2 separate regions of the Homo sapiens genome follow, and region 2 is linked to region 1. The links are chromatin loops, found by intact Hi-C in ENCODE. Cell type or tissue: mucosa of descending colon. All regions are shown on one strand. Links, peaks and the distances in the headings refer to the core of each region. The heading gives the core; the rest is flanking DNA.

The links. Hi-C counts contacts between places; a loop is a spot of excess contacts. Peaks named below come from ENCODE experiments on the same cell type or tissue, not always from the same donor. Only the 100,000 strongest peaks of a DNase experiment are listed, where the experiment ranks them.
Region 2: a loop joins it to region 1, with 5 times the contacts of the local background. A loop is called at or near these places in 3 of 110 quality-filtered maps.

The regions. Positions count from the first base shown.
Region 1 is chr18:57,408,534-57,418,804 of GRCh38, forward strand. No RefSeq gene overlaps it. Among named protein-coding and RNA genes, the nearest start is that of ONECUT2, 22 kb to the right of the region's middle. In mucosa of descending colon, for the core only: no CTCF peak of the experiment used is centred there; no DNase peak of the experiment used is centred there.
Region 2 is chr18:57,350,593-57,360,863 of GRCh38, forward strand. ST8SIA3 (ST8 alpha-N-acetyl-neuraminide alpha-2,8-sialyltransferase 3) reads left to right here and starts at 1,965. Exons shown (of 4, transcript NM_015879.3): 1 at 1,965-2,433; 2 at 3,810-3,932; 3 at 6,321-6,878; 4 at 9,403-10,271. The coding sequence starts at 2,255. The coding sequence ends at 9,685. In mucosa of descending colon, for the core only: no CTCF peak of the experiment used is centred there; no DNase peak of the experiment used is centred there.

The DNA.
Region 1 (10,271 bases), core at 3,522-8,521:
TCCAGCCTGGGCAACACAGTGAAACTCTGTCAAAAAACAAAACAAAACCATGACCTAACTATATGCTGCTGTCTACAAGAAAAACAATTCAAATATTAACATAATGAAATAGGTTGCAAGTAAAATGATAGAAAAGGATATATCACGTACATATCAATCAAAGAAAGCAGACATGGCTATATTAATATCAGATAAAGTAAGTTTCAGAGCAAAGAAAATTACCAGCAGGAAGAACATTACATCATGATAAGTTCAATTTAATAGGAAGACATAGCAATCCTAAAGAGTTTTCACCAGACTCAGAGCTGCAAAATATGTTAAGCAAAAACTGACAGGACTGAAGGACAAATAGATAAGTCCACAATTATATTTGGAAATGTCAACACCTCTCCCTCTCTCAGTAATTGATAGAACATCTTTTTAAAATCAGCAAGGATACAAAACTCAATAACATCATCCACCAGTAGGAACTAATCAGCACTTGCAGAACACACCACTCAAAAACAGGAAGTATATACATTATTTTCAAGCATTTATGGAACATAAACCAACATACAACATATGATGAGCCATAAAACAAACCTCAAAAAATTTAAAACAATTGGCTAGGCGTGATGGCTCACACCTGTAATCCCAGCAGTTTGGGAGGCCAAGGCGGGTGGATCACCTGAGGTCAGGAGTTCGAGACCAGCCTGGCCAACATGGTGAAACCCCGTCACTACTGAAAATACAAAAATTAGCCAGCATTGTGGCAGGCACCTGTAATCCCAGCTACTCGGGAGGCTGAGGCAGGAGAATTGCTTGAACCTGGGAGGTGGAGGTTGCAGTGAGCCAAAATTGCACCACTGCACTCCAGCTGAGCGACAAGAGCAAAATTCTGTTTCAAAAAAAAAAAAATTTTTTTAAAACAATTGCAAAGATAGAGTGTGTTATTTGTCCACAAAGGAAGCAAACTAGAAATCAATAACAAAAGTAACAGGAAATCTTCAAACACTTGGAAACTAAATGATACACTTCTACACTTCATTAAGGAGTCCAAAGAAAATTTAAAGATACACAGAACTAAATGAAAATGAAAATTCAATATATCAAAAGATGTAGGATGCAGATAAAGCAGTGCTTACAGGGAAATTTATAGCACTAAATGCTTACATTAGAAAAGAGGAGAAGTTTCAAATCAATAATCTAAACTCCCATCCCAAGAAGTTGGGAAAAGAAGAGCAAAATAAACCCAAAGCAAGTAGAAGGGAGGAAATAAAGAGCAGAAGTCAATGAAATTGAAAACAGAAAAGCAATAAAGAAAATCAATGAAACAAACAGCTACTTCTTTGAAAACAGATCAATAAAATTGACAAAGCTTTAACTAACAAAGAAAAAGAGAGACAAGGTACAAATTCCCAACATCAGGAATGAAATAGTGGATATCCCTTCAGACCCTGCAGAAATCAAAAGTATAATAAGAAAATCATATGAATAATTCTACACCATAAATTTTAAAGCTTAGATGAAATTTACCAATGCCTCAAAAAGCACAAATTAGCATCCAGTATGAAATAGATTGAATAGTGCTTTAATTATTAAGAAGATTGAATTTACAAGTTTAAAATTCTCAAAAAAGAAATCTGCAGGTCTAGGTGATTTCATCAGAGAATTCTACTAATTGTTCAAAGAATTAACATCAATTCCTTTTTTAATTTTTTTATTTTTTTAATTGACAAAATTATATATGTATATGGGGCACAACATAATGTTTTTTGTTGTTGTTGCTTTTGTTTGTTTGTTTGTTTGTTTTTTTGAGATGGAGTCTTGCACTGTCGCCCAGGCTGGGGGGCAGTGGCGCGATCTCGGCTCACTGCAAGCTCCGCCTCCCGGGTTCACGCCATTCTCCTGCCTCAGCCTCCCGAGTAGCTGGGACTACAGGCGCCTGCCACCACGCCCAGCTAATTTTTTGTACTTTTAGTACAGACGGGGTTTCACCGTGTTAGCCAGGATGGTCTCAATCTCCTGACCTTGTGATCCGCCCGTGATAATTTTTGTGAGCCACCATGCCCGGCCATACTGTTTTGATATATGTATACATTACAGAATGGGTAAACCAAGCTAATTAACATATCTATTACCTCACATACTTATCTTTTTTTGTGGTGAGAATATTTAAACATCTACTCTTTTAGTAATTCTCAAGTATACAATGCACTGTTATTAAGTACAGTCACCATGTTGTGCAATAGGTCTCCAGAACTTATTCTTCCTAACTGAAATTTTGTATCCTTTGACCAACACCCCTCCAGCCCAGCCTCCACAAGCCCTTGATAACCACCATTCTATTTTCTGTTTCTGTAAGATAATTTTTGTAGATTCCATATTTAAGTGAGATCATGCAGTATTTTTCTATGTCCGGTTTATTTCACTTAGCATAATGTCTTCCAGATCATACAGTATTTATCTTTCTATGTCTGGTTTATTTCACTTAGCATAATGTCTTTCAGATTTATCCATGTCATTTTATCCATGTCACACACAAATGGCAGGATTTCTCTCCTTTTTAAGGCTGAAGAGCGTTCCATTATATACATTTCTCCGCTTTTTTAGGATGAATATGTATATATATATTCACACACAAATGCATGCACACACACACACAGTATATATATATATATATATATATATATATATATATATATATATATATATATATATATATGCGTGTGTGTAAGTGTGTGTAGGTATATATATATAGTAGTCTCCTCGTTATCCACAACTTTGCTTTCTGTGGTTTCAGTTACCCACAGTTAACCACAGTCCAAAAATATTACATACAATAAGATATTTAGAGAGAGGTAGAGAAAGATCACATTTATATAACATTTATTTAAGTATACTGTTATACTTGCTCTATTTTATTATTACTTACTGTTGTTAATCTCTTGCTATGCAAAATTTATAAACTCTATCATAGATATGTATATATAGGAAAAAACATAGTATGTATAGGGTTTGATAGTATGAAAAGTTTCAGGCATCCATCCACTGGAGGTCTTAGAATGTATGCCCTGCAGATAAGGGGGGACTACTGTGCCACATTTTCTTTATCCATTCATCAGTCAATGGATCCTTAGGTCGATTCTATATCTTAGCTACTGTGAATAATGCTACAATAAACATGAGATTGCAGATATCCCTTTGACATACTAATTTCATTTCCTTTGGATATATATTCAGAAATGGAATTGCTGGACTATATGGTCATTCTGTTTTTAATTTTGTGAGGAATACCCATTTTTTAAATAATGGCTGTACTAATTTACCTTTCCACCAACAGTATAGAAGTATTCCCTTTTCTTCACATCCTTGTCAAATTTTGTCTCTTGTCTCTTTGATAATAGCCATCCTAATAAGTGTGAGGTGATGAATTAAACACCAATTCTGTGAAGTCTCTTCAAGAATGAGAGAACAACTCTCAATTCATTGTATGAAGCTAGTATTATTCTGATATCAAATACAGACAATGACAATATAAAAAAGGAAAACTACAGACCAATGTCCTCATGAATTTAGATGCAAAAATCCTAGCACCAAAATATGAGCAAATGGAATTCAGCAGTATATGAAAATAATTAGACACCATGACCAAGTGGGGTTTATTCCAGGGATACCAGCCCAGTCCAATACTAGAAAAGCAAGCAATGTAACCCACCATATTAACAGGCTAAAGAAGAAAAATTACACTATTATATCAATCAATGTATAAAAAGTATTTGACAAAATTCAACCTCCATTCATGGTAAAACTCTTACAAAAATAGGAATATAAGAGAACTTCCTCAACTTGATAAAGAGAATCTGCAAAACCCAACAGCTAACATTATACTAAATGGTGAAAGACAATGTGTTTGCCCCTAATATTGGGAACAAAGGAAGGATAGTCACTGTCACCACTCTTATTCAATATAGTACTAGAAGTACTAGCCAGTAAAATAAGGAAACAAAAAATTATGCAGATCAGAAAGGAAGAAATACTTTGATCCTTATTTGCATGTGTCTAAATGTTTATATAGAAAATCACAATGAATCTATTTTTTAAAATTAGAACTAATAAGTGAGTTCAGCAAAGTTGCAGGAGACAAGGTAAACACACAAAAATCCATTGTATTTCTATAAATAGCAATGAATATATGGCTATCAAAATGTTAAATATAATATCATTTATAATTTTTATCACCCAAAACAAAATTATTGGGGAAAATGTAACAAAATATATATAGGACTTGTATGCTGAAAACTATGCAACACTGATGAAAGAAGATATAAATAAATGAAGACACATATGTACATAGATTGGAAGACTCAACATACTAAAAGATATCAATTCTTCCAAAACTGATATACAAGTTTAACATAATTCCAACCAAAATCCCAGCAAGATTTTTGTAGATACACACATGATTATCCTCAAATATATATGGAAAGGTAAAAGAATAAAACAGATAAAACCATTTTTTAAGGAAAGAATAAAGTGGGAGGAATTAGTCTACCTGATTTCAAGATACTGTCTAGCTACAGTAATCAAGACTGTGTGACATTGGTGAAAAGACAGACGCATAGATCAATGGAACAAAGTATGGAACCCAGAAACATACCCACATATTTATACCCAATTGATTTTTCACAAAGCTGCGGACACAATTCAACTGAGGGAAAGATAGCCTTTTGAATGAATGGAGCTGAAACAATTGGTCATCCACAGGCAAAAAATAAAATAAAAAAAGACCTAAACTTCACACCTTATTCAAAATCAACTCAAAATGGATCACAGACTTAAATGTAATATGTACAACTAAAAAACTATATAACTACAGAAAAAAATGTGAGAACATCAGGCTCTAGGACCAGGCAAAGTGCTCTTAGCCTTGAAACAGAAAGAATGGTCCATAAAGAAAAAATTAATAAATTGGACTCCATCAAAATTAACAATGTTTGTTCTGTGAAAGGTCCTGTTAACAGGGTGAGTAAACAAGCTGCACACTAGGAGGAAATATTTGCAAATCACACATCTGACAAAGGACTACTATCTAGAACATAAAAAGAATTCTCAAAATTCAACAGTAAAAAACAAAAACAGTAAAAAAAAAAAAAATCCAATTAGAAAATGAGCAAAGGTATGAACATTTACTGAAACATATACACAGATGACAAAAAAGCACATGAAAAGCTGTCCAACATCATTAGTCACTAGAGAAATGTAAATTAAAACTAAAATAAGACATTATATACTTACCAGAATGACTAAAATGAAAATATCAATACCTAAGCTGGCAAAGATGTAGAGAAGTTGAATCACATATTGCTGGTGGGAAAGTAAAATGGTATACTCTGGAAAAAAGTGTGTAATTTCTTTAAAACATGAAATATGCAACTACCAAATGACCTAGCAACTGCACTACTGGGCATTTATCCTAGAGAAATGAAGACTTATATTGACACAAAAACCTGTACATAAGTGTTCATAGCAGCTTTATTCATAAGAGCCAAAAACTGGAAACCACATTCAAATGCTGAATAGTTAAACAAACTGTGGTACATTTGTGCCATGGAATATTAGCCATAAAAGGGAGCATATTACTCATATACACAACAAACTAGATGGATCTCCAGAGAAGATGAATAAAAAGCCAGTCTCAAGGGGCTACATACTATATGGTTGCACTTATGTAATATTCTTGAGACAACAAATTATAGAAATGGATAGTAGACTAGTTAGTGGTTTCCTATGGATAATGAGGGAATAGATATGTGAGGGAAGTGAGCATGGCTATAAAAAGTCAATGTGGGGGATCCTTATGATGATGGACATGTTCTGTATCTTGATTGTATTGATGGTAATATCCTGATTGTGAAATTGTACTTAGTTTTAAAAGATGTTTTCATTAAAGAAAACTGGATAAAGTGTACAAGGGATCTCTGTATTATCTCTTACAACTACATGTGAATCTACAGTTATCTCAAAATTAAAAGTTTAATTAAAAATTGGGAAGTACAGAGTTACCAGTTACTTTGATGGGAAGACTGTGAGCGCAATTTTGGGAAGTAGAAATCAAGAGTGCTTAGACATGTTGAGTTTTAGGTCATTGTTAGAGACCCAAATATCAAGTGAGCAGTTGGATATATTTGACTGGAGTTCAGAAAATAGTTCTGGACTGTATATGTAAACATGAATATCATTAGCAAATAAATGTTACTTAATGCTATGGAAGATCTCCTTGCATAAGGAGGAAAAGAATATAGAATCAAAACAAGAGAAAATCTAAGATCAAGCCTTAAAAAATTCCATCATTTAGAAGTCAAAGGAGACAGAACTAGCAAGTCTGGAAAGACTGACCAGAGATACAAGCAGAAAAGCATGTTGTCACAAAACAACAATCGAAGGGTGTTTTGGGCCAGGCGCAATGGCTCATGCCTGTTAATACCAGCACTTTGGGGGACAGAGGCAGGCGGAATGCTTGAGCCCAGGAGTTTAAGACCAGCCTAGGCAACATAGCAAGACCTCATCTCTACAAATAATAATAATAAAAAAAACATAGCCAGGCATGGTGGCAAACCTGTAGTCCCAAATACTCTAGAAGCTGAGGTGGGAGGATTGCTTGAACCCAGGAGGTTGAGGCTGCAGTGAGCTATGATCATGCCACTGAACTCCAGCAAGACCCTGTCCAAAAAATAAAGTGTTTCAAGAATGCAAATGTGTTGTCCACAAACTGTAGTTGAGAAAATACAAGATAATGGGACCAGACTTATAACAATGAAATTGCCTAGTCTCTGATTTGCATGATCTAATGCAAAACCGTCTGTGCAATTTTAAGTATTTTTGTTTTTCTCATTTTTTTTTTTCTGGTCATAGGAGAAGGAGCAAAATCATAGGCTCTCTTTTTGGACCTAGTTTCATTACCTCAACTGACACTACTTCCTAAGAAAAACATTCCATTTTTTTAAGGCAGGGCTTACACTTACTCTCCTTCATGTTCATTTATTGGACTCAACCTCTGCTGTCCTCTGCTATTCTTCTACCCTCACTATCTCCTACCATTCTGTCCCTGCTCACACTGTGTGCAAACATCCTAAGCACATGCCTCACTGGTTTGTTCTTCTCAATCTCTTTTGGTACTCTCCTTACATTTCCAAACAGTTCCAGATCCTTACGTTTTCCCTATTTAGATACACTCTCTAGATTATCTCAACCAGTCCTATGGCTTTCACATATCACCTATACACAAACAACTCTTAAATTTCTGTCTCTAGCCCCAACTTCTCACCTTGCCTCCTGACTTATATCCAATTGCCTGCCCAATATCTATCTCCTCTTGAATGAATAATAGACACTTATAGTTAACATGCACAAACACTTGATTTTTCCCCATTCCCAACTTGTTCCTCTTTGTCTTCCCCAGCTTTCATGGAGCTCCCTAATAAATGGTGTGATAGTTTTAAAACATGGTCCCAAATTCTTTGATGCTCCAATGTCCCCTCCTCCTTGAATCTGGAATGGGCCTGTGATGAATTCTAAACACAGAATATGGTAGAAGTGACGTTATGTGACTTCTGAGGCTAGGTCATAAAAAACCATGCAGCTTTTTCCTGGTTGTCTTAGAATGCTCATTCTATGGACACTTCCTAATGGAATACTCCTTCTTAAAGCCCAGCCATCATGCAGTAAGAAGCCCAAGCCAATGGAGATAGCAAAAATGATTGTTGTTTAAGCTCACTACTTTGGGGCATTTTGTAGTGATAGAGAACTGGAACTGATGGAACCTGATGGTAGCTTTATTGTTTCAATTTTTGAGACCAGAACTCTAAGGTCATCCTTGACGCCTTTCCTTTTCTCACATTCCATATCCAAACCATTAGCAAATCCTGTCAGCTCTCTCTTCAAATATGCCCCAAGTCTGACCAATTCTCACCAATCTGACCAATTCTGACCAGTATCTCATCTATAAAGTGAATCTCTCCTAGGCAGAGATTCTTGGTGGGAAACAACAGAAACTGACTCGAGCTAATTTTCACAGAAAAATATTAGGCAAAAGGAACCCAGATTACTCACAGAATAGACTGAAAGGGATAAGAACCAAGTTCAGAAAAGGATCTGAAATCAATGGGGGTTAGGTGCAAGAACCACAGCCAGAGAACCAGCTGGGTTGGCGAGCTGCCTCTGTTGGACACAGAACGCACCACCACACCAGTGCAAGTTGTAGGCTGTCTCCACGCCATGGTCTCTCTGGCATCTGACATCCAAGGAGGTGTATCTTACTGGTTGGATCTAGATGACATTTCTGAGTCACAGCTATCAGGGGATGGGGAAAAAGAGAGTTTGGGCTTTTTGGATTTCACAGTAAGAAGTAGGATCCTATCTTCCATAAAAACTCATTTTACATTTCACAGTGCATTTTCTAAACACAATAAGTGGGTACAAATTCTGAGCAGCCAAGTAAAAGTGAATGTCTAAGGGTTGGGTGAAGAGAAAATGAAGTATTTTCTATTACAAACAGGCTCCCAATGTATGTTAATGTGTTGGAAATATAACTACATTGTGAATTAAAGCCTTGGATTCAAGTCCTGTTCTACCACTTACTGAATGTGTGACCCTTAACCAATTCCTTAAGTTCCCAGAGATTAAGGTTTTTCATCTTCAAAATGGGAACAATAACATCACTCCCACTTATCTTACATGCTGTTTTGAGGATCAAATGAGTGTGTGAATACTTTGAGGCACTCTTTTAGTTCTCATTCATCTTTGTAACATGGTTGCCTAGCTTAAGGCCAGCCTGGAGTAGGTGTTCTATAAATGTTCCATAAAGGTCCAGAATTAGCAATAACTACAGAAAGAATTTGTAAAATGAAAGCCATTAATTAATTTATGCAAATAAGTCATCTATGTAGGCCAGAAAAGTATGATATTGTCATCCAGGGCCAGACTTTTTTTTTTCTTTTTTTTTTTTTGAGACAGTCTTGCTCTGTCACCCAGGCCAGAGTGCAGTAGCGCGATCTTGACTCGCTGCAACCTCCACCTCCAAGGTTCAAGCAATTCTCCTGCCTCAGCCCCCCAAGTAGCTGGGATTACAGGCATGTGCCACCATGCCCAGCTAATTTTTGTATTTTTTAGTAGAGACGGGGTTTCACCATGTTGGCCAGGCTGGTCTTGAACTCCTGACCTAAGGTGATCTGCCTGCCTCATCCTACCAAAGTGCTAGAATTACAAGCGTGAGCCATCGTGCCTGGCCCAGGGCCATTCTTAAGAAATATCAAGTATGGGAGGAGGCCCTGACACTGATCATTTTTGCCACTGACCTCTTTATAAAATAAATATGGAAATAGAAGAACAACTTATGCTTCATTATATAGTACAAATTTGGTTCACAGAGAAAACTCCTTCTGTGACAAATTTTAGGGACTCATTAATAGTTCTTGGGAATTATGGTACCATGGGGAAGTTATATAGCTTATTGTCTAGATCTCTGGCCAATGGATTCAAGTTATCCTGAGAAACAAGAAATATCAAACTATAGGATAACTAATAATACAAGTGCACAATCTCTTAACCAAATCCTTTAGAGACAGATGCTTTAGAATTGAGAATTTTTCAGATATTTGAAAGATTTTAGCGGTAAATATTATTTATTACATAACCCCCAGCAAGGTCTGGGGCAGCACTTTCTCATCAAACACAACAATATTTCTGCACAGGTATGTGTGAATACTAATTCTAAGTGGAATAAAGACTATAAAAAGGCTGAGTGCAGTGGCTCATGCCTGTAATCCCAGCACTTTGGGAGGCCAAGGTGGGCGGATCACTTGAGGTCAGGAGTTCGAGACCAGCCTGGCCAACATGGTTAAACCCTGTATCTACTAAAAATACAAAAAAAAAAAAAAAAAAAAAAAATAGCCGGGTGTGGTAGCATGCACCTGTAATCCCGGCCACTCCAGTGGCTGAGGCATGCAAATGGTTCAGGAGGGAGGCAGAGATTGCAGTGAGCCAAAATTGCACCACTGCACTCCAGCCTGGGCGACTGAGGAGGCTATATTAAAAAAAAAAAGACTATAAATAGCTTCATATCAGTTCAGTTATGGTTACTTCAACATATGAAATTCAAAAAAACTTCTGGTTTTTAGAGCTTTTTGGAATTTTAGAAATGCAGACAAGAAATAATTCTTGTACTTTCCATAAAGAAATTGTACTTTTCATAAAGAAATGGTTTTTATAGAGATAGAAAATGCTCCATCATG
Region 2 (10,271 bases), core at 1,753-6,752, 60 kb before region 1:
CAACAGTGTATACGAGTTCCCTTTTCTCTGCATCCTTGCCAGCATTTGTTATTTTTTGTGTTTTTGATAATACCCAGAGTATGCTTTTGAAGTCAGGTCTTTCTGGCTCCACAGTCTGAAGGTGTAACACTACCCCAGGCTGCCTCTCCATAGCATGTTTCCTGATTTCTGGTTCAAGAAGACTTTTTCTAACAGGTGTCATTCCTAGATGGCTCTCTTAAGATCTTACTCCCTTTGGCATTTTACACCTTACTCATACAATCATTTTTAAAAAATAGCAATTTAAAAAAATACAGTTCAAGTGTTCATCATATCCAGGCATGCAAGCCTTTTCTAAATTTTTTTAAATAATAAAAAAGCCCCACAGAGGAAAGGAGGTTATTTGTGTCCTCCTGACACACACTTTTAGATTTTGGTTAAAAAGTCTCTAGTGGGTGCAAAGTGACCCCCTTTGTCACTGGAAACAAATAGGAGCATTCTTTGTGCCACTGTCCACAACCACACAGATATGTTTCCCAAGGGAGCTCATCAGGTCTTCAAACATTTAGCAAGCATGACATGTGTAAGAGACAGTATTGGAGAAGTAAGACAAGCCTTGCTCTGCCGAAGCTTACAATCCAGGAGCTCACCCCTTCAAGGAATTTACAGCCTCCAGACAGATAATAACATTAGGTCCATGAAAGCCTACAAGGCAAGAAGTTCAGGAGAGAAAGAAGTCATAACCATCTTGGAAGAATCTCAACTTGTTTTATCAGAACTCAAACGCCAATTTCTCACCCCTAGCTTCCCTCATTAGTGCTTATTAACTAGTATTGGGAGGACCAAGCGAAGAGTAAAGCTAGGGTAGCAGAGGCCATAAGCTAATTGCAAAGGACAGAGCTAAAGAAACATGCTAGTTTCCCCTGAGCACCCAACTGCATGACTGAAAATGGATTAATTTGTATTTCTAATGGATATACAAGAAACACGTGAATATGCTAAAATAAATTTAAGGTCAAGCAATGCAAAGTGTTAGTGCGTTTGCCTTCCACTCTCAGAGGCAGCCTCTATTATTTGGTTCTTGGGCTGCTTCATAAAAAGTTCTGTGTTTTTTAATGGCCTCAGCTTTTGGGAGGCTCAGGCCACCTAGCCCATCAGGAGACCAGGCCCGAAGGATGGATCTGAAGAGTGGGCAACGGAGAGTTAAACCAGGGCTGACTTCAACAGGCCCAGTCAAGTCAGGGGCAAGCACATTGTCCATCCACTGGAAGACGGAAAGGGGAGAGGAAGGCAGGCCCTCCCGACTCACAGGTCACCTCGCAACTTTGCTAGGCACTACCCACCCTTTAGGGATAAGTGAAGTATGTGGTGGGCATACAAGGCGCACAGGGGAGTCATTCTGGCAAATTCCAAGAAGGTTTTAAGGGCTCCCGAGGCAGGCAGGCCCAGTTGCTGTTTGGAGCTTCCTTTGGGGTGGGAGGATGGCGGGGGCAGGGGGCCGGGGCGGTGCCTTAACGAGGGGAGATGCTTTTAAATAGCTGCCTTCCAAAAACCATCCTCCCTGCTTCTTTGAGAAGCACCCAGCTGTTGTTTACCCTCCAGGACAGCAAATCCGGTTATTTGTCTCTCTATTCCGTGATATTATAAAGTAATGAATGGTCCATTAAACTAAGTTTGGGATCCCGTCTCCCCACAGCCACCTCCTCGCCGGCACCCTCAGCCGGGGAGGCCGTAGGCTCGGGCTGCAGCCTGGCAGCCTCAGTCCCCCTCCCTCCACCATTTCCCTCTACTCCCTCCCTCTCCTGCACCCCCTCCCCCCGGTTATTTGGGAGATTAGAGTTCATTAATTAAATCCTGTGCTTAGATCGAACTGTAACATTATTCCAATCACATTTATCTTGCAGGCGGCGGAGGAGATGGCAGCCTCGCTGGAAACGCGCGGGGGAGCCTGAGCCGGCGGCCGGGGACGCACGGCGCTGCGCGCTCCTTCGCCACGCCGCCGCGCAGCCCCTCCATCTTCCTGCTCGGCACCGGGCCCCGCGCGCCCCTGCCTACGGGGTCCCGCTGCTCTCCGGGGCTCCTGCCAGCCCCAACCCCCGGCCCCGGTGGCCTCCCCCCACCCCCGCCCGGGTCCCCCTCCTCCGCCACACGCGCGCGCGCTCACACACACACACACACACACACACACACACACACACATATATACACGCCAGCGAGCTGCTGGCCGCTCAATGGACCGATTTCCCCGGTTTCCCTGAACCCAGCCCAGCCCGGGATGAGAAACTGCAAAATGGCCCGGGTCGCCAGTGTGCTGGGGCTGGTCATGCTCAGCGTCGCCCTGCTGATTTTATCGCTCATCAGCTACGTGTCCCTGAAAAAGGAGAACATCTTCACCACTCCCAAGTACGCCAGCCCGGGGGCGCCCCGAATGTACATGTTCCACGCGGGATTCCGGTGAGTGCGGGCCTCTGTGTTAGTGCCCTCGGGAATTTGGTTGATGGGGTGTTTGGGGAAGGGAAGGCGTGGGGGAGGGGTGTTTTGGCCTCTCCGAGACTCTTTGGGCCAGATAACTGCGCGGTCCTTCCACTCCTCTCTCTAATTCTCCCTTCCCCCTCCCTGTTATTTTTTTTTTAACCCAAAGCCCCTAGAAGCCGCTGTCCAAATCGATGTGATTGCATTTCTCGTATTCTTCCTCAGCATCCCTTCCCTCATTTCAGAAATGGGGGTTGGGGGAGGCTTTCAGGAGGGTGAGGGTGGAGGGAAAGACGGTGTGTTTGTTCGGGAGGGGGCGGCGAGCAGAGATGGACAGGCGTGAGGGGAGCGCCCTCCCCGCGCCCTGTCCGCAGACTCCGCGGGCCGGGCCCGGGGCGGTGCTGGCGGTTTAATGGCGCAGGCGCCGGACTCCCCTCGCGCCCTCCTCCTTTACTCCCCCACGCCTATCAAAGGACACGCGGGTTTATTCTCAGGAAGCCCCTGGGGCGTTCTCTCTCAACCCTTTCCCCCGCAGCCACCGCCCCCCACCAGCTTTCCGGGATTTCTGCAATTCCCCCGCCCCCTGCGGGAAGCGAGCCTCGGAAGGGCCGCCCACCCTCGCCAGGTCGGAGTCACCGCTCCGCGCTGGGCCGGCCTGTGAAGGCTCCAGGCGCAGCTTGACGCCGCTCTGCGAGAGCCCCCGCCCCGCTCTGTGACCCCGGGAACTCTCCCAGCAGGGCCTCCTGACGGGCAGGTGGCAACTACAAAGTGCCACCTGTGGTCCAAGCTGGGACCGAGGCGAGGAACCCAGAGGAGCCTCGCCTGGACCGAGGAGCGGAGTAGGCCGGCGGCCCCCGGGGGTCCCCAGCCAAGTTATAGGAAGTGAAATCGGACGTGGGTTTGGGAAGGAAGAGGTTAAGGCAGGAACCACCCCCAGACTTTCCCTGGGTCTCCGGTTTCCTCTGCCCTTTCTCCAAAAACAATTCTATGGGGCTGCAAAGGCGTAGCGGGTCAGGCTGGCGGGGCGGCCGCTGTCCGCGGTGCTGATTCCCTGGTCCTCGCAGCGCCGCGGGCTCCAGCCCTGCGCCCGGCGTGCGCCCTGCTCTCCGCATGACGGCCATTTTATGGTCTCTCCGGCACCCGGAGGGATGGACAATGCAGATGGGGTTCCCTAGTTTTCTTTTTTTCTCTCGGGTGTGTGTGGGAGCAGAGGGTGGACCAAATGAGAGGGGCTCCGGGACGGAACGGAGCCCGCACGCGTACCAGCCGCCCTCGCCCCAGCCGCTGCACTTTAATGGCTACCTCGGCTTCCCCGAGCTGAGGCCAGCACGCTTGTCTGTGCTCATGCTCCTCTCCAGGTCACAATTTGCGCTGAAGTTTCTAGACCCGTCATTCGTGCCCATTACGAATTCTCTCACCCAGGAACTCCAAGAGAAACCTTCTAAGTGGAAATTTAATCGGACAGCGTTTTTACATCAAAGGTAGGATAGGAGGAAAAGATCCAAAAGGTGCTTTTAAGAATTCAAGAGCTCAAAACAAAACAAAACAAAAACAAGCAAACAAAAACATCTAAAACAACAAACATCTATACGCCCCACCCTCACCATCAGGTGTATCTGCATTGTTTTCTTGGCATGACTGCACAAAGCAATGATCAGGAACCTTCTCCTGTGTGTGTAGTGTCCTCTCATAAAAAGGACATATCAGGACCAATTTGAATAGCAAAAAAAAAAAAAAGCATTCCACTTGGGCTTGATTGAGCACCATGATTTACAGCTAACAAGTCTGGCAAGTACTGCCAAAGCCATCTATTTAAAAAAAAAAAACAGACAAAAGGTTAGTTGCAAAAAGACCACCCAATGCATTTTCATTTCCTCACTGAAAAAAACTTGAAAAATAGAATAAAGTGGTATTGTTTCTTTGAAACACACGGAAAATGCCATAATCTGTCTCCATCAAATTACTCGTGAAAATGCTGGCCCAAATGTATGTAGATATTTAACTATGGTTTTGTTTTGGTTTTGCCTGTTTTCATTGTCTTTACAGCTTTTAACTTACTGTAAAGGTACCTAACTTAATTCCTACTAATTGTAGCGGTTTCATTTTATACACATAAGATGGTTTTGAGGTTTTGTTTTTTTAGGTGGAAGAAGGATGAGATTTGTTCAAATGTATTTATTCTGCTCAGTGATTCTGGTCTACTCTTAGCAAACCACGATAACTCATTACTCCTTCCTTCATGGTGGGATTATTTTACTGCTAAATGGGATGTGAGCCATCTAGCGTATTCATTAGAAGTGTGAATACTTATTTTACAAACCACTCTATTTAGGGAGTTGTGTTTTGATCTTAGCATTTCTAGTTATTGCTCTCTCTCTCTTTTAAAAGTTTAATCTATGGGCAGAATTAAAACAAATTCAGTGGGTATTCATGGTCTCATGAAAATACTGTTCAGATGAAAAGTCAGCATACAGTCATATGATTAACATTTTAAAAACACTTATGTTTAATTATAAATTAGTTCATGAAAATTGATCAATTCTAAAACTCTAGAAGTGTTTTTTTAATAATTGGGTTTTAATTCAATATTAATTTTATGGACAACCCAGAACGTTTTCATGGGTAGAACACATTCTAGCTTTCCCCAAAACATGTTTCTAACTCAATAAAAAATATTCTTCCCACACTAGGCCATGTGACCCAAATGACCAGTCAGAAGAATATTTCCTTCTCAAAACTTCGCTCATTTTAATTAATTAGATAATCTTTCATTAAATTTTTACCAGTAGCATTTTAAATCTGCCTTACCTTTTTAACAACTTGTAAGAGTGGTACTGGTAACTTGGGGAGTTTCAAAGATTTCAGTTGCTGTTGCCTCTATTTTGAAGAATGAAGTCATTTTTAAATTAAAATTCCAAGCAACGGATGATGTGCAAAGCATTTCATTTCATTCCTGCTACATTTAGGCAAAAGTTATAAGAAATTCACTGGGTTTACTTAACATCGGAGAATCTAGCAGCAGTAGCATGTTACCAGTCTCTCTTGAATGTTTTAAATAGCTAAACTTTAAGAAGAGATACTTAATTTTACTTAAAGCTCAATATGAAAGCAACGTGAAATTAGTTCTAAGTATCAGTCTTGCCTTGTTTATGTACTGAATTGCTAGAATATGGAAATATTTTCAGGATTTATAATAGCCATGTTTTCTAAGGATTAGATTTATTCAACTAAATTGTGTTTCTATATAATCAAGTAGAAAAAACTCCCTGTTTCATTATTCAAAGGACCTTAATGAGATTATCATCTCATTTCTATTAAATATTCAGCTACACCCACTGCTATTACCATCTTCATATTTTAATAATAGATAGTGCTGTACTGACTCATATCTATTTGGCTCTTATTTGGACACCACTGATATTTGATATTCTTTGAGCACTTCAGTCCAGTAGCAAACAAGTAGACCCTAGTTACAAACTATGTGTTACTAATGTTTGTGCATTAATGTGAGCTCTTTCAGGCCTGTGTAAATTGTCTCCCTGTATTTTCTGACACAATTTGCCCTATACCTCCCTGCTGATCAAATAAGATACACTCTTCACGTAGAGCAGAAAACCAAGGTATGGCAGCTAAAACTGTAAGTTGCATTTACAAGCCTCAAAGAATACACCCAGAAATTGACTGAAAGATTAGAATATGCGGAGATTCTGAAGCAGTCCTCCCTTCAAGGACCACAATTATGTATGTATAATCTTTTTTGGATTCAATGAGCCTAAGATTCCCTCTGAATGAAATGTCAGCATAAGTCATAAGATGGAAAATCAGTTCTTCTGAATGGAATGCTTTTCATGAATTTCTTTTTATTTTAGGCAAGAAATTCTTCAGCATGTCGATGTAATAAAAAATTTTTCTTTGACCAAGAATAGTGTTCGGATTGGACAACTGATGCACTATGATTATTCCAGCCATAAATATGTTTTCTCTATTAGCAATAACTTCCGGTCACTTCTTCCAGATGTGTCACCCATTATGAACAAGCATTATAATATTTGTGCTGTGGTTGGAAATAGTGGGATCCTGACAGGGAGCCAGTGTGGACAAGAAATAGATAAATCAGATTTTGTTTTCCGTTGCAATTTCGCCCCTACGGAGGCTTTCCAAAGAGATGTTGGAAGAAAAACCAATCTTACCACCTTCAACCCCAGCATCCTGGAAAAATATTACAACAATCTCTTGACTATTCAGGACCGTAACAACTTTTTCCTCAGTTTAAAAAAGCTTGACGGGGCCATTCTTTGGATCCCTGCATTTTTCTTCCACACTTCAGCAACTGTGACCAGGACATTAGTTGACTTTTTTGTTGAACACAGAGGTCAGTTAAAAGTCCAACTGGCTTGGCCGGGAAATATAATGCAACATGTCAACAGGTGTGTATATTTTATTACATTTTACTCATACTCCACCAGATGGCAAATCAATGTTGTAATCTCTTGGGGGTGGGAGCCATCCAATTCATTAGTTGTTGTGGTGAGTTTAGTAGTAATTAGAAGAAACTCATATGTTTTGTAATGAGCGAATGAATGAATCATTCTAGCTAAGAAGTTCCATCTACCCACAGCTGGTAACCAAGTGTCAGATGGAAGGATTGGGGCTTCATCAGTCTCCCGTCTCTATTCTCTGTCCTCTCCCTTGGTAGTAAGGCTATGGAGCAGTCATGGAAATCACCACAAATCAAGAATTTTCTTTAAATAGATAGCTATATTCCAAGAATGCCAATGGCTAAATTAGAGACAAATCAAGTGGTTTTTCTTTTTAGAAACGATGCAGTTGACTTAAATTTATGTTTTGTAGATGTCCAAGGTTAGCAAAACACCTAAATCATAAATTGCACAATCTGCCTTTATAATCTGATATTTGAGTGCAAAAACATGAAGAAAGTATTTTATGAGCATGTTGTTATCTCTTGGGATTTGATAGACAGATTAGCCAGAGATGCAATATTTTCTTCTAGTCTGGTGATTTTCAACTCTGGTTGTATATTAGAATCACTTGAGAGCTTTAAAAATACTATTGTCTAGGCTCTGCCTCAAGAGATCCTAATGTAAATTATCTGGTGGGCAGGGAGGTGGAGGCCAGGTACTTGGTATTTTTTAACAACTCTCCTGATGATTCCAATATGCAGTCAGAATTGAGAACCACTAGTCCAGGGCATTTTATAAAACAAGATTAATTGTAGATTTTTTTTCTTTTAAATCATCTGGAGAAAATTATCTCAACTTCAGTTTCCCCTATGTAAGTAGCCTCAGTGTCCTAACATAGCCCTAAATATTATTATAAGTTGGGGTGGGTTCTGGAGACCTGGTAAACAGGGAATTCTGAAGATCTTTATTCCACAATAGATTTTTCCCATCCCGTAGCCTCTTAAGATGTAAGATCTGTTTAGTTGACCTCTCATAGGAGGAGGAATTACAGCCTAATAAACTGGTTTGTATCTCAATGGTAGAGGGTAGAGTGATGCCATAATTTACAGTCCAAACTGGAACATTTTCTTTGAGAGAAAGAGGGTGCTATTAATAATTACAACACAGATAACTGACAAACTGGGACTGTCCCAGTTCCCCAGGATATATGGTCACCTTTTTAAGTGGTGATGTAGCCCAGCTCCTAAGTTTAAAGATGAATCAACTGAGGTACAAGGAGCAGAAGTTATTTACCCAAAGTCACTGCCCTAAATGAGCAAGACTAGAGTTAGAAGTCAGGTCTCCTGCCAACCTGTCCCATGGTCTTTTGATCTCCTTATTTTGCTCCCCTTTTGTTCAATTTAAGTTTGTCTATACCGAAAGGGTTGTCAGAGTCATTCTAGTTCCTTAGACAGGAATAGTAAAACCAAGACTGAACTTTTAAATTTCATTTGGAAGGGGAAAGGTTCACCTTTGAAATCTTCAAGTAGTGAAGAAGAAACTGCATGTGCTTAGAAACTTCCAGAAACTATCCTGTGTGGCTGCCTGCCACAAAAGTGGAGTTAATCATAATGTTTCTTAGCCACTCGGGCCTCAAAAAAATACATGGGTTCAATGAAAACGGGAAGGAAATACAGTCCACAGAAACCTGACTAATGCACAGTTTCATTCTGCCTGCATCTCCAATGATAAATACACACACCACATAGAAGCCTCAAATATTTGGCGGTGTCAGCAGGAAGGCTTCAGAGTATTAATATTATTTAAATATGGAAGGACTAATAACTATAATTTATTATTTACACTTAATGTATCTTACACACTTTCTGAATTTAAAAAATTTAGCATGCCAGATTGTGGCATGCTGAAGATGGGCTTGGGAACCCCTAGTTAGAAGAGAAAGAAGCAAGGAATACAATTATTTGCAAGAGAGAAGAAAAATAAGGCTCCACAATCTTTCTAAACCCCGAATGAAGGGTTTATTTCTAGGTTTGAGAAAGGAAGAGACGGAGGAGTTTCCCTTAGATTAAATGACCTCCTTCACCCTATCCAAGAACACTTTATGTAAGAAAAGCACAGTCATTCTTTTTGGTGGCCTTCTGTTGTGTCACCGCTGGGTCAGAGCCACACCACTCTTTAGAAAAACCCAGGGGCAGCTTCAAAGGCCAGCTTCAAAGGTGTGCAAACAGTGTGATCCCAGGAAATCCCATGCTCAGAAGGGCCCAACACTTGGTTTAATACTTTGCTCTTGCACTCGAAATTTTCAATACTTTTTGAACCAAGACTCCACATTTTTATTTCTTACTGGATCTCACAAATTATGTAACCAGTTGTGCCCAGAAGTTGTTTTTGGTTGCCTAAAATATAATTTCAAAACAAGCACTATTTAAGTTACAGTAACAAATCCACTACCCAGCCCAGTCAGATAGACCTTGCTGATTGAAACTTTCAACGCTGACCTCTGAATCCAAATGTACTTATTGTTCCACAGGTACTGGAAAAACAAACATTTGTCACCTAAACGGCTGAGCACAGGTATTCTTATGTACACCCTTGCATCAGCAATATGTGAAGAGATCCACTTGTATGGATTTTGGCCGTTTGGATTTGACCCCAACACAAGGGAAGATCTTCCATACCATTACTATGACAAAAAAGGAACCAAATTTACCACCAAGTGGCAGGAGTCCCACCAGCTGCCTGCTGAGTTTCAGCTGCTGTACCGAATGCATGGGGAAGGGCTCACCAAGCTGACTCTGTCACACTGTGCCTAAGAACTCCAAACGGAAAGCGCCAAATGGCTGTTTAAAAAGTGCCCCAAATCAAATTGAATAGCCTTCAGAATAGAACCCTAGAGAATGTCTTATAAGGATTGTCTGCCATTTAAAAGGAAAGATGTCTTTTCTCTTTTGCACTGCTCTTTTAAGAGTTTTAGCAGATTTAGCAGGACAGATGCATTGAAGCCACATGGTTTAGACTTGATTGATAAAGGGAATGTTGCATTTGGGACTATGCTGCTAACGAAATGGTTTGAAGTATTTTCATGTTTGGATTTTAATAATAAACTGCCTCTCATTTTTATGAGGACTAGAGCTATAGTTTCTGCAGCTCTGCTCAGATAGTCCTCATAATCAGAGGCCTCTGGCCAACTGGGGCAGGACCTGTTTTGCTGGTGGGATCAGACTCTGAAAAATGGAAACGTAAAAAACTGGTTTGCATATCTCATCTTCTATCTATCTCCCTATCTCCATCTCTATCACCATCTCACTCCTTCCCTCTGCAACTACTCCCTGCCCTACCACCGTGGAGTTTAATAATTTGCTAGGAATCCTATTGAATTCGCTTTGCTTGTATATGTTG